Regions from separate parts of the Homo sapiens genome. Here region 2 is linked to region 1. A link is a contact called in ENCODE Hi-C data. All regions are on one chromosome and are shown on one strand. The core of a region is the stretch at or near the end of the contact, and the rest is flanking DNA. Distances in the headings are between cores, read along the strand shown.

Region 1 (2,658 bases), core at 61-2,560:
CCTGTGTCTAACTTCTTATTTTATAGACTATTTAACTAAAGCCCAGAAGGATAAAGTGAGTAGCCCAAGTCACACAGCTGTGCCCATGACTTACAGTCTGGTGCACTTTGTTTTTTAAACAACTTAATATTTAAAAATACAAGTAACATGTGAATATACCTCTGTAAAAATTCAAATATTACAGATATATAAATATAAACATATAAATGTACCGATAATATATAATGTGTATAATATACAAATAATATATAAATATATTTAATATATAAACATAATATGTAGAAAATGTTATATGTAATATATATTACATATAAATATACAGATGACCTAGTATATATTTATAATATATTATATATAAAAATATAAAATGTATTATGTATAGATAACTGTATTCATGTATATATATTCACACACACGCACACATGTTCCCTCCATCCCTCATCCTCAATTCCATTCTAATTCTCAGAGCCCTCCAATGGTGGAGATCTTTCCAGACATTTTCTAAATTCTTAATCTATAAATTTAAATTCGTATTATAGTTTATCTTCAACTTATTTTTTTCTTTTCTTTTTTTCACTTAACAATATGTCATGTACTGAGGCCTTTAAGAAGCTGGAGGGTGGGAGGAGGGAGAGAATCAGGAAAAATAACTAATGGGTACTAGGCTTAATACCTGGGTGTTAGAATCATCTGTACAACAAACCCAACCCCCATGACACAAGTTTACCTATGTACTTGTACCCCTGCACTTGTATCCGCGAACTTAAAAGTTAAAATAAAACTTAAATATTTTTTAAAAATGTGGAGGTCTTGTAACATAATATGGTCATATCATAACTTATTTAACCATTCTTTTTCGAAGAATATTTGATTTGTTTTAATCTCTTGCTTTCACAAATGATGCTGCAATGAACATTTTGAATGTACATTTTTATGCACATGTGCAAGTGTTTCTGTGGGATACTCAGGTGTCAAATTGCTGGGTCAGTGATAATGCGTATACTGCCAAACTGTCCTACAAACAGGCCATCCTCTAACCGTTAGTGTGATAGGCAGAATAAAGCCTCCTCCCAGACATATCCATGTCCTAATCCTGAGAGCCTGTGACTATGTTACCTTGCACAGCCACAGAGAATTTGCAGATGGGATTAAAGTTAAGGACCTTCAGATGGGGGAATTATCCTGGAGTATCTAGTTGGGCCCAATCTAATCACATGAATCATTAAAAGCAAAGAATCTGTCTCAGCTGTGGTCAGAAAGGGGGCGGTGACTACAGGAGAATGATCAGAGGGTTGCAACATCGCTGGCTTTAAAGATGCATGATGGAGGCCAGGAATGCTGGCGTCCTCTGGAAGGCAAGAAAACGGGAAAGGCAAGTAAATGGAAAAGGCAAGGAAGTGGAAAAGGCAAGGAAATAGATTCCCTCTAGAGTCTCCAGAAAGGGATACAGCCCAGTCTGACACCTTTATCTAAGCCCAGTGAGATTCTGTGGGACGTCTGATCTGCTAAACTATAGGATAGTAAATTTGTGTTGTTTTAAGCCACTAAATCTGTGTCAGTTTGGTACCGCAGTAATAGAAAATAAATAAAATTGATGTTAGAGAATACTCATTTAAAAATCTTAGCATTAGATGTTATCAGTCTGTTTAACTTTTTCAAATCTCATAGTCAAAATTGGTGAGCCACTGTTGCTTTCATTTGAATTTCCCAGGTTACTGATGACACTCAGCTTTTTTTCATAAGTTTTTGACCTTTCGAATTTCTTTTGTAACTTGGCAGAGAAGTATCTGGGCTTATTCTTCTGTTGGATTGTTTGACATTTCTGATTAACTTGTAGTCTCTTTTAAATGTTTGCATTCTTATAGTAGAATTTTGTAGCCTTTGCTTGTTAGATGTGTGCCAAATATTTTTCCCCAGTTTGTCACTTGTTTTATTTTCTCCACACTCATTCTACTTTACCAAGTTGCTTGGTCTGCCTCTTGATTTCCTAGCTCATCCCCTAGTGTGGTTTGCGGGTAAGCACTGACTGCATGTCACATGCACAAGAATGTTGTTGAAATGGGAACCATCTATGCTGGTGGACTCTGCCAAGGTTGAATAGATCAAAATGCCACCTAACTCTAGGGAGGAGAGGTGGAGAGTTTTTTAGTTTTTGGGTTTTAAATATAGGAATGGTACAACATGGTAAGTAAGGTTGCTTTCTTTAAAGAAAATAATCCACAGATCCTGTAAAATCAATGAACTGAAGTTAACAGATTGATTCAGAATGTTGAGTTTTTTTCCTCAGAGTTGACATAACCTGCTGTACTGAACAAAGTGGTGTTTTGTCAAGCACTTGGCCAGCATGTGTGTTAGGGCTAGCTCCATTTGGTTCTTATCCTATTCTGTTCTCACTAAACCAAAATTTTTTTTCAAAAATGTCTAGGGTCTTAGGAGAGTTGGACACATTCAAAACACAATATGTGATTAAGAAGATTAAAGATTAATACTTATTGATGGATTACTATGTGCCAAACTTCCAACCGAATCCTGACAACAATTCCTTAAGGTGAGTATTTGTTGTCCCATTATAAAAATGAGAAAACAGGCTCAGAGAGTGAGCAGCTTACCCAAGATACCATTAAATGATAGAACCTGAATTTGAACCTCAGAAACCAA
Region 2 (2,658 bases), core at 71-2,570, 250 kb after region 1:
CTTGGTGTAGAAACTGGCAAAACAGTTCATCATCAGCCTTTTTCCACCTTGTTGATTGTGATTCAATGGCAAACACTGCTGGCCAGTATCTGGAGACATGGGAGGTGTTGGAGGGATTTATTTTATTTTATTTTTAATGTAATCATTTTGGAGCTCTGCTGAAAATTGTTGAAGAGAAAATGCAAATGTTCATCTTGGCAAATGCTAACATTTGTTGAGCATATCTAAGGAGTAGATAAGTAAAATTTCTTTGTTAAATCCTCAGTGTTGTGTCTGGAGACATATGTTTGCCTTTCCCTTCTCTCCCCCATGTGTGGAGACCTCTGTGTGAAGGGTCCAGCGTGTCACAACTGCTTTTGAGTCTGGATTCTCTTTTCTGTCTAGAGAATGCTGTGTGTGCCATGGAACCTTCTGGTAATGTAGCCATGTGCTCTGTGGACCCGTTCTCAGAATCATCTTTTTTAACAAGAATAAAATACAGTACATAATATGATGTCAAGGGAAACCAATTACATGAAAATACAGTTATCAAAGTATTTTATTATGATAATTGCCTCTTCATTAATGCATAAAATAATAAGATCTTATAGCAGGTTTAATAATTACTATAATTCCAGAACTGTGAGGGATAGAAATAATAATTTGAAGACATCTGAAACAGCAAAATAGCATTAAAATATCTGTAATTTTTATTAGTGACAAAGTCATAAGTATTACTAACATGACTATAGTTTGTTTCCCACATTTGTGATAGAAAGAATGCTAAATTTCAGAGATTATCAAAAATAAAGATTAAAGATGTCTCTTTTTTTCATCCACCTTCATGGAGCTCCCTGAATTCTATCTCCATGCTTCCTTAGATGTTCATGGCCGGCAGCTTAAGAATCCTAAGACCTCAACTCTCAGCATGTGAACCAAACTCTCCAGTTAGAGATTCCCACCCTCTGACCTCTCTTGTTGCCAAAGATGCAAGGATTCCAGGGTCAATTCCCTGCCAATGGCAAGAGGCAAAATCTGAACACTCAAAACCAAAGCTGTACTTAAGAGAAGGGCCTTTGTCTTTGCTGACAATGGAAGGGATTCATTGAAAAGATCATTACGTACCTTTAATGTTTGGTTAATGTGCCTTTGAAGGTTCTGGAGCACACCACTAGAGGAATTCATCCCCCACTGCACAGCAAATATTGAAAGAAAAAAGGCAGATCAATGTATTTATTTCATGGAGATAAACACTTTCCCAGTCTATGTCTCAGCAGCAGCGAAGGCCCTCATGCTACACCATGCTGTAGGCGGCCTGGAGGGAGAGAGAGAGGACTTGGGATTTTCCTGCAGGACACAGGCTGGCTGTTCCCAGCACTACCTTCTGTCTGTTTGTTCTCTGGTGTTTGTTTTTCTATCCCCATCCCTCCTCCTTCTCAGTCTGGCTCCGCTTCAGCTCTGAATTGGAGCACCAAACGGCTGAGACTGACTTCTTCTATGAAACCCTCCTGAAGCCACCCTAGGCTCTGCCAGGAGGAGACAGGAGTCACACCGCTGGGCATAGTCACCGCCACCTTCCTCCTTCCACTTTCCTCATACACCGAAGGTTCCCACCTCAGCTCCTGCCAAGCCCTGACAGCTCTGGAAAAGCAAAGAGGCTTCCTTTGACTCCCTCGCAGGTCTCCATGCTGTGCGCGGCTGCCAAGCCACAGGGCCAGCTCTAGGAATGTGTTTTTAATATTCATTGTTCACTCTGTCTGTTCCTGATGTGTGCGCTGCAATTATTGTAATTCTTTGCACATGTGTTGTTATGAAATGGGTGCCTTTTAAGCTATGCCAGGATATTTTTTTTTCCGAAACCCAAATATATTATTTCTACCTATGTTTCAGTTAGTTTGCCATGCTTCTTTATTTTATTTCAAAGATCAGTCTGGGCGGCAAAGAAAGAGTGCAGTGTGCACAAAGCAAGGTTCGCCTGCTTTCCTCATGGTAGAACAGTTGCTTTTGATTTAGGTTTGTGTGGTTTCCACCTCACTCTCTTGTTTTCTTCTTTCCATGTGCACAACTGAGCTGACTTTCAGACATACACAGCCCACATGTGCTGCTCCTGGAGTAGCCATCTGCACCCAGGAGAAAGGCACACATGCAGCGTGCAGAACACAGACATGCACACATGTGCATGCAGACAGCATTTGGGTGGAAGATTTCTTAATATTCATCTTGTATCCCTCTTAGTGGTGAGGAGGGAAAAGAAGTCTAGAAAAACTCCTTTCTTTTCTTTCTTCTTTTTTCTTTCTTTCTTGCTTTCTTTCTTCTAATTGAGGCTTTTCTGACACAATGTAGAAACTTCAGTCACCAGGGCACAAAAAGCATTATGTTTCTTCATTAATTCAGATTGAGGTGTTTTTTTTTCCTTGTCTTTTTTTTTTTAATCCAAGAAAAATAACAGATGTAAATCTGAAAGGCCAGATTTTAACATCCACTGACACATTTTAAGTTTCTTACGACAAGACAAAAACTTAGTAAATTAAGAATGACTATTGTATCACCTTTGAGAAGTTAGTCTTGAGATTCACAGAAGCTAAATTAAGAATAAAACGGCAGAGGAGTCCACCTGGCAAACACCACCAACTATCCCCATATACAGATTCCTTTCTTTAGAGATTCTCGGGCCACTGT

What was found. Hi-C counts contacts between places; a loop is a spot of excess contacts on that map. Pooled maps may share reads with other maps.
Region 2: a map of IMR-90 shows a loop between it and region 1 (2.1-fold over the local background). The contact joins the enhancer-like site here to the promoter of LINC02932 in region 1. A Hi-C loop is called at or near these places in 2 of 168 maps with a recorded cell type or tissue (IMR-90 and K562) and 1 of 50 pooled maps.

Annotation. Positions count from the first base shown.
Region 1 is chr7:91,310,015-91,312,672 of GRCh38, forward strand. LINC02932 (long intergenic non-protein coding RNA 2932) reads left to right here and starts at 1,311. Exons shown (of 7, transcript NR_183366.1): 1 at 1,311-1,372; 2 at 2,426-2,548.
Region 2 is chr7:91,564,516-91,567,173 of GRCh38, forward strand. No RefSeq gene overlaps it. Among named protein-coding and RNA genes, the nearest start is that of LINC02932, 250 kb to the left of the region's middle. Within about 2 kb of position 1,321, at least 6 of the 41 ENCODE cell types and tissues checked have a DNase peak (open chromatin) inside an H3K27ac peak, as active enhancers do.